2 separate regions of the Homo sapiens genome follow, and region 1 is linked to region 2. Evidence: read pairs that join two places in POLR2A ChIA-PET (ENCODE). Cell type or tissue: MCF 10A. All regions are shown on one strand. Each heading gives the region's core, and the rest is flanking DNA. Links, peaks and the distances in the headings are about the cores only. Region 1 overlaps ERN1 (endoplasmic reticulum to nucleus signaling 1). Region 2 overlaps TEX2 (testis expressed 2).

Evidence for each region. ChIA-PET counts read pairs that join two places held together with the same protein. Peaks named below come from ENCODE experiments on the same cell type or tissue, not always from the same donor. Only the 100,000 strongest peaks of a DNase experiment are listed, where the experiment ranks them.
Region 1: POLR2A ChIA-PET joins it to region 2 with 6 read pairs; 3 of 35 experiments call an interaction of 5 or more read pairs at or near these places.

Annotation. Positions count from the first base shown.
Region 1 is chr17:64,112,716-64,117,111 of GRCh38, forward strand. The region is part of intron 1 of ERN1 (endoplasmic reticulum to nucleus signaling 1); the gene reads right to left. Among named protein-coding and RNA genes, the nearest start is that of ERN1, 15 kb to the right of the region's middle. In MCF 10A, for the core only: no CTCF peak of the experiment used is centred there; DNase peaks (open chromatin) are centred at 2,516 and 3,306.
Region 2 is chr17:64,208,917-64,213,312 of GRCh38, forward strand. TEX2 (testis expressed 2) reads right to left here. Exons shown (of 12, transcript NM_001288732.2): 2 at 3,658-4,396. Among named protein-coding and RNA genes, the nearest start is that of TEX2, 52 kb to the right of the region's middle. In MCF 10A, for the core only: no CTCF peak of the experiment used is centred there; no DNase peak of the experiment used is centred there.

The DNA of each region.
Region 1 (4,396 bases), core at 159-4,158, 96 kb before region 2:
GGGTGGGGCATACCCCAAGGGCATGAGATCTCCATGCCCCTTCCCGCATGCCTTGCCCTATGCGTCTCTTCATCTGTATCCTTTATCATAAACCAGTAAATGCAAAAGTCACCAACTCTAGTCTAATTGGAGTGGGCTACACACAGACTCTGAGGCCTGGTGTGAGGCTCACACTGTCTGCTCTGGTAGACAAGAGATCATCAATGCTGGAGATCACAAACTTGGGTGTGCTCTGGAGGTGGAGGCTTAATCTAGCTGAAAGAAACCTCTGGGAATGGATATCAGAAGATCGGGCCTTAATATATTTCCACTGTGACTAGCAGGCTTTTTTCCCAAGAAGGTGATCCAAAGGATGATCTAAACAAAAGCTGTATTTTAAATATTTTAACAGTTACTGGTTAGTTGGTTCCCTGGCTATCTAGTTACCAGTGCGGCATCATGCAGTGACCTATATGTTTAAGCTGTTAAATGTGCTACCCCCACCAATAATGAGATAGACTTTCATGAGAACTGTGCAGCTGTGTGGATGTTTGTTTTTATGTTCCCTTAACCACTGCATATTGCCATTGAATGAGATGGATCAGTGGATATTTTAGGATGAGGTTAAAAACATTTTATTAAATTCAACCATGATTCACATTACTTTTGCTATCCTAGACCATTACAAATTATGAATAAAACAAGTATACATAATTAGTGGCTCCAAGTATTCGCAGAGTTAAACATTTCCAGCTATGGCCAAATCTCCCTGGTATCTAACACTTTATTTTTCCAGAGCATTTTGCCCTTTACGTAAATCTTTTTTTTTTTTTGAGACAGAGTCTCGCTCTGTCACCCAGGCTGGAGTGCAGTGGCGTGATCCCGGCTCACTGCAACCTCTGCCTCCCAGGTTCCAGCAATTTTCCCGCCTCAGCCTCTGGAGTAGCTGGGATTATAGGCACGAGTCACCATGCCGCCAGGCAATTTTTTTGTTTTGTTTTGTTTTGGAGACAGAGTCTCACTCTGTCGCCCAGGCTGGAGTGCAGTGGCGTGATCTCGGCCCACTGCAACCTTCACCTCCTGGGTTCAAGCAATTCTCTGCCTCAGCCTCCCGAGTAGCTGGGATTACAGGCGCCCACCACCATGCCCGGCTAATTTTTGTATTTTCAGTAGAGATGGGGGTTTCACCATCTTGGCCAGGCTGGTCTTGAACTCCTGACCTTGTGATCCACCCACCTCGGCCTCCCAAAGTGCTGGGATTACCGGCGTGAACCACCGTGCCCGGTGACCTTTACCTAAATCTATGCCACAAAGTCCTCTGTGTCCCTAGAATAATTCCATGGGCTTTCAAAGACTGTAATAAGAAGGTAAATGCTAAAAAAAAAAAAAAAAAAGCTTTTGCAAGGAGTGTTGAGTCAACATAAGTAAAGCTCTTGAACGGGCCTAATATACAGTAAGCATCATGTAAGTGTCAGTTACTATTATTCATTAAGAACTGTATGAGACACTAGGATCTAATCACAACAAATGAGATCTGGTTTCCTGCTTTCATGGAGCTTACAGTCCAATAGGAGACCCCAGTAATCAATAATGACACAAACATAAAATGACAAATTGTAGTAAGTGCCATGAAAGGGACATACTGGAAACTGCGACAGCATAACAGAAGAAGAGCATCTGGTCTTGTGATGGTGGGGGAAGCACAGTGTTAAAAATGATGTTTGAGTTAAGATCTATAGGAAAGGGAGAAGGAAAGAAGAATTTCCTGGGCAGAGGGAATAGCCTATGCAAAATTCTGAGACTGCAGAGAATTTGTTGTGTTTGAGGACCCGGTGGACCAGTGTAGCTGGACAGAGAAGGCAGAGGGGATATGGGACACGGTGAGGTTGGGGGAGAAGTCCCAGAATGGCGTGGGCCACAAGAGTCAGAATCTTTTTTTTACGTGTCTTATTTGTTATCTATGCAGCTGAAGGAAAGAACAGGAAGGTTGCTGTTCACATCGTTGTAAAGCCACCTGGAAGAAAAAAAAGCACTCTCCCTAAGGTGAGGCGTGTAATACACCAACCACAATCTGTTCACACTCTCGGTGAGTCTCCTCCAGTGTTTTAATTTATACTAACATTCGACTGATGTTGCCTAGCTGGTTTACAGCTGAATATTAGCAGAACACATCAGAACTTCGTAGGAGAGCGTAGTAAATATGGCTGTTTTTGTGATGAAATGTGGCCTTCAGAACAAACCCCAAGGCAGGTTTTCTTGCTTCCTAAGACTCCTCATTTGAGGGGGAGCCATTTCTCTGACTAGCCATCATGCATGGAATCAGAAAGCTCCCTCTGAAGGGTTGAGGAGTTAAACCTGCACCTTCCCGTCTTTTTAATCTTCCAGGCGCCCCATCTCCACAGTACCTGCAGTCAGTGCCAGGACTATTTTCATTACAAGAGGCAGAAATCTTGGGGATACTAAACTTACAGGACAAGGTAAGTCATTGGCTCATGGTCTCACATTACTCAAGTAGGCTGGCAAGGACTTCAGGATTTGCCAATCTCTTCCAGGCACTCCCTGCCTCATACTTCTTCCTGTTGGCTGACTCTTCTATTTCAACTCCTGTGTGCTAGTTCACTTACTCCAACCCTGCCCCTAAGCTGGACTCTTATCCTACATATATGCAGAAAGAAGGGTCCTGTTACACACAAGGCAATGCCGCCCCAAGGCCTGTAAAACTCCTGGCTTCAAGGGGTTTGCCGTCTAGCAGGAGAGTCGTGTAATGCAGAAAAAAAGACGGCAAGTTCCATGGCCGAACTTCCCGAAAGCTGACTTGGCAGCATATCCAGGTCCTGCCCAGAGCAGTTCCAAGAGTCTGGTCCCACCCTACCCTGCTCAGCTGTCTTCTCACTCCTTGCCCTAGCCTGTGTCCATATAGCTTCAAAACCTGTTATTTTATCCTCTCAAAACTCTTTGGTTTAAAAACAAAACCAAAGTTCCTCAGGTATCCTCATGAGTCTGGAACATATAGATGCTTTTGGGGTGAATGAAGCTGACAGAAGATGAGGTGGGCACACAGATGCATGGTCTGGTTTGAGCTCTGGGCAAGTCATTAGATTTTTCCAGGCATGGGTTTCCAAGAAAGTAAGAAGCCTGAGGTGGATGGTGGCTGCAGCTCTGAAGCATGATGATCCATGACTTACCAGACCCTCATCTCTCCTCAGGCTTTGCTGCAGCTTCTTCTAGCCCCAACCAATCAAAACATGCCCAAAATCCGCATAACAATTTGACAGAGTTTAGAAGTCCTAATGCCTTTGAACATAGTCATTTCCAATCCTGGTCTTGCAACATCTAAGTGTCTCCGCTTATCTCAAAATATTGCAACATTAGAAATTAGTAATAATCTGACTCACTTTAAGGTTCAGGATGGGGAAAAGAAATACCATGAAAATCAACTAATGTTACATGGGACCAGGTGGCTGATTCCCAGGCACACCTACCTACTATAGACTCTAAAAGCAACCATCTCCTAAACTGAAAGGGTGATACCTTTTCTTCTGCCAACCACAAATCAGATAAGTGATTGAACTTTTACCAGGCACCGAAAGCCCCAGAGATTTCCAAGCACTGAACCATCAAGATCAAGATAACTTAGGGTCCGTTTTACAAGCAACTGTGGCTTGGTTCCCAGTTAGTCGAGCACCAAAACTACAGATAAACTTGTTCTTAATCTCCACATATAAAGGAAACCGTTTTCTTCTTTGCAAAACCAGCTCATGGCAAGTGGAAAACGAACCCTAACAGAATTCTAGAATAAGGTCACTGGATTGCTCATAATGAGGTAGTACCTTTAAAGGTCAGAGATTCCCCAAATTTGTTCTTAGAACTTTCTTACCGCATTTCAATTTATCGGGAGATGTTACAAATACTCCTACAATGGAAAAAAAATGTAATCTTATTTAATGTAAAAAAAAAATAACACACACACACACACACACAAACACACCCATTTGTGTATTTGGGTGCACAGCCATCACAAAAATCAAAGAATGGCTGGTTCTGACCCCTCTGAGTTGTGGGGGTTTTCTGAGGTTTCCCTGACAGGATTTAATGTCTTATCATGTTATCCTTAAAAATCAACAACGTGGCCGGGAGCGGTGGCTCATGCCTGTAATCCCAGCACTTTGGGAGGCCGAGGTGGGCGGATCACAAGGTCCGGAGATTGAGACCATCCTGGCTAACACGGTGAAACCCTGTCTTTACTAAAAATACAAAAAAAAAAAAAAAAAGCCAGGTGTTGTGGCGTGTGCCTGTATTCCCAGCTACTTGGGAGGCTGAGGCAGGAGAATGGTGTGAACCCGGGAGGCGGAGCTTGCAGTGAGCAGAGATCATGCCACTGCCCTCACTCCAGCCTCAACGACAGAGTGAGATTCCA
Region 2 (4,396 bases), core at 95-4,094:
ATGCCCAGCTAGGGATTTCTTTTAAAAAGCAACATCACCAGGAGATGACAGGGTCAATACCAACTCACTGCTCAAATCTTCTGATAAAATCTCACTCCTTCATTCATCTACCCATCCATTCAGCCAACAATTACCTATCACATACCTAATACGTGGCAGGTGCTGAGGATACAAGATGAACAAGATGGACAGGGCCTATGCATTCATGAAGCTTATGGAATATTAGGGAAGACAGATAACAGTAAACTTGGGTCCTAAAGTTAATGTCAACGCTGCTAAATGTTTTAAAGTACCATAGTTTAAAAACGGTTCCCAAGAGTATAATCTCCCATTCAGTAAAATTAACTAAGTCCAAAGAACATTTGCATTTGAAATTAGCTTGTAACAGACAGCATATCCTTCTAATTCATAGTAGTGTCCCTTTTCTAAATAGAGAATGCATTCAGCCCAGTTTCTAAAAACAACACCGCATACCCAACAAAAGACTTCAGGCTAAAATATACTTTTCCTCTTTAGTAATGAAACCATTCTAAACAAGTTAAGGCTAAGAATGAAAAAAGAATTACCAAAGTGATCAGAGTTGTCCAAACAGCAATAAGGAAGAATAAATGCTTAGTCTATGACAGTTTGCTTGGATTAGGGGTGTCAGTCTATGAGAGCATTAAAGTACTTGTTCTCTACAAGGAAAATTCAAATACGTTTATCCTAGCCACTGTGGGCAAAACACCTTCCTTAAAAGAAAACACTGTCCTACAAGGCTCCACCACACACTAGCTGTGTGACCTTGGGCAATAACTTAACTTCTGTGGGCCTCCATCTGCATGAGCACATATACGCTAACTGAACAGGGTTGTGACGAGGATTGAATGAGATAATACACCCAACACTTAGCCCACTGCAGTGCTCAGCATCACAGTGTTGCCTTTATTCTTCCAGTGATCAGATCAAAGCAACCAGGCTGTGCTATAACATTAAAATCCCATTCCATCGGCACCCTGTGTAGTTAGTAAACTCTTGACATATCACAGTGATTGGATTGACACTAAGTAATTTACATCTGAGAAGAGGGTAGGAAAAAAACACTAAAGATTGACTGGATTAAAATTAAAATCTTCCTAAGACAAGTCAGTGCTCAAACCAGTTTAAACTGAATGCCACAGTCAGTCATTAGGTACTAGAGTTAATATAAGCGCAATTTTTCCTTGCTAAAGTTAGCACGAACTTACTTGGAGAGCACGTACTTCAGGTAGTCACTGCACCACCCTATCAGAAAAAGCTCAGCAACCACGCGTGAGTCATTTTTGCTCCACTTCATTTATTAACGCTAAGCTTAAGGGTGTCACATCCACAAGACTCAACACAGCTTCTCTTAAAGAAGAAAGTGTCATAACATATTGCCATGTGAAAGAAAGAAAAAAGGTCAGACTGCAAAATATATGATCCTATTAAATCAAAACAAAAAGAGTGGGTGAGTATGCATGTATGTGATGCATATCTTCATATATGCAGAAATTTTAAAAACCCAAAAAACTAGGATATATACCAAATCATTAACTGTAATTCCCTTCCACTAGTGTGATCAAAAAATTTTTTTTCTTTGGGTTTCCTGTGTTTTTAAAACATTAACCATGTATTTCCTTTGAACAAGGAAAAAAGTCAATGAAATTTAAAAACAAATATTATTTTGGATCCTAAAAGAATTCTCCCCAACCCCCAGCTTTTTTTTTTTTTTTTTTTTTTTTTGCAATAGGGACATCACGCTGCCATTTTTAGAGCATTCTCATTTAAATAGATGGGAGAATAATACCTTTAATTTAACTAAGAAGCCAAACAAGCTTTGAATTTGAAAAGCTAAAGATTAAAACCAATAATTAAGGTTCAAAATTGCTCCAGGGAAACGAAGTTCTCCTTTTCATACATCTCCTGTAACACAAGGAATTCTCCAGGCAGGTCTAGGCATGAACCTTCTGCAGAGAGGTGTCATGGGAAAAGCAGGAAGAGGACACACAAAGGCTCCAAAGCCTACCTCTGTTACTTATTTTATTATTATTATTATTATTTTTGAGACAGAGTCTCACTCTGTCACCCAGGCTGGAGTGCAGTGGCGCAATCTCAGCTCACTGCAGCCTCAGCCCCCAGGCCCAAGCAATTCTCCTGCTTCAGCCTCCCAAGTAGCTGAGATTACAGGTGCACGCCACCAAGCCCAGCTAATTTTTGTATTTTTAGTAGAGACAGGGTTTCACCATGTTGGCCAGGCTGGTCTTGAACTCCTGACCTCAAGTGATCTGCCTCCCTCAGCCTCCAAAAGTGCTGGAATTACAGGCGTGAGCCACCATGCCCAGCCTCTATTACTTATTAAGTAGCAAGACACCTTGGACAATGACCACCTCTCTCAGAGCCTGAATCTCCTCATGTGTAAAACTGGAAGCATCAAACTCCTGGATGGTTATGAAGCTGAATTAGATAACTTTTATAAAGCAGTGGTCTCTAAACTTTTCTGGCTTTCCACCTTATCTCTAAAAACATATACAATCAGCCCTCTATATCCATGGATTCAATCAACCTTGGATTGAAAATATGAAATTAAAAAAAATAATAACAATCCAACAGTAAAAAAGATACAAATTTAAAAATACAGCATAATAACCATTCACATTATGTTAGGTATTATAAGTAATCTAGAGATGATTTAAAAGTATACAGGAGAATGAGCATAGGTTATATATTAATACAAATACTATGCCATTTTACATAAGGGACTGAAACATTCATCGATTTTGGTATCCTTGGGGGGGGTCCTGAAACCAATGCCCCCTTGGATACTGTACATAAATGTGTGTGTGCATATAACTTACAAACTATATAAGTTCTAATTGTACTTTTATAGTGTGTATACACATAACCAGAAATTTTAATATGCAAAAAAATAATAATAAATAGAAGTTCTAGGCTGGACACAGCGGCTCACACCTGTAATCCCAGCACTTTGGAAGGCTGAAGCAGGAGGATCACTTGAGCCCAGAAGTTTGAGACCACACTAGGCAACATAGTGAGACTCCGTCTCAATCGACAGATTAGACAGCTAGATGAATGTTTCTTCCTGCTTCCCAATGAATTGTCCCAGGGACCCCTCAGGAGGCCCAAAAGCCTGACATCTGATATGCAGTGAAAGATGACATCTTTCTCCATCCCATTCCCCACCGTGCAAAGGAAAGAGGAGCACCAGCAGGGGCCAACAGCTGACATTAATTTGCCTTCTCTTCTTCCTTCCCTCCTCTTGCAATTCCGGGAGTATTTAACCCTTCTTCAAGGTCTCAAGAATAGTGAACCCTAACAGACTCAGCCATTAAAAATGCTCAGCAAGTAGCACATTCCAAGTAAGTTTAGAGACAGACCAGAACAGGAACTGATGTAAACACTATTCTCTAGAGTCACAGAGATCTTTCAGAAACTACTTTGTGAATCTGCAAAGCTTGGGTTAGAATGAGGTTTACCAGATGAGTTGACTGGGTGCCTGGAGAATGAAGTGGCCCCAAGCTCTTAAAAAACACGGCCTGTGCAAAAATCTTTAACAGCTAACCAAAAAACAAGTCAGATCTAAAATACGGCTGTATGTGAGAAGTGTGTGTACTAGCCAGCTCCCGGGGAGAGGCTTACCTTCAGTATTTCAGGTTCTTTGATATCCAGAGATCTTGTGTTCCAGTGTCGCAGATTTTTGTGTAACTTGTGATATTTATGAGCACTTGGTGGTGTAAAAAACCAAATCACGCAAACTGCAGTCATGAATCCAAGGCCAATTCCCAGAAAGAGTCCACTCACATAGTGGGGGAGGGGGAGGATGAGGTACACATAGACACACATTATAAAGAAGCCCAACGTCTTCACTGGCAATTCCGGGTGCTGCACGGCCGAGTCCACCTCGTCCTCACTGTCAAGGACCACACCATCTTCCGCGAGCACCTCTGGCTTGAGAGGAATATCTGAGAGCTTATCAACTTTACTCTCCCCCTCCGTTTCCAAATCGAAGTCCTCAGTGTACAGTTCACAAAACTCTTCATCTTCTTTGCTCACTAAGGCAGACAAAGAACATTTCTCCAGAACTAGAGAACTTGTCTTCAGGCCTAAATCCTTCAGACTGCTCCCCTGGGAACTTTTCAGTTCTATCTCTCTTGTGGGCTCACCAGTGGACTTTGGGTGGTCACTTCTGGGGATGTTGGAATCACTTCCGTAGCCATCCCCCTCAGAATCACACTCCTCCTCCTTGATGCTGTAGTTGTTATTGCTTTCCAAGTGCCCATTCAAGCTGGACAGATTGGAGAGTTCTGAAGCACTTGAAGATAAGGCTTTGGGCCTATGGCTGCCACTTTCTTCCCCTATAATTTTACTAAGGAGCTGA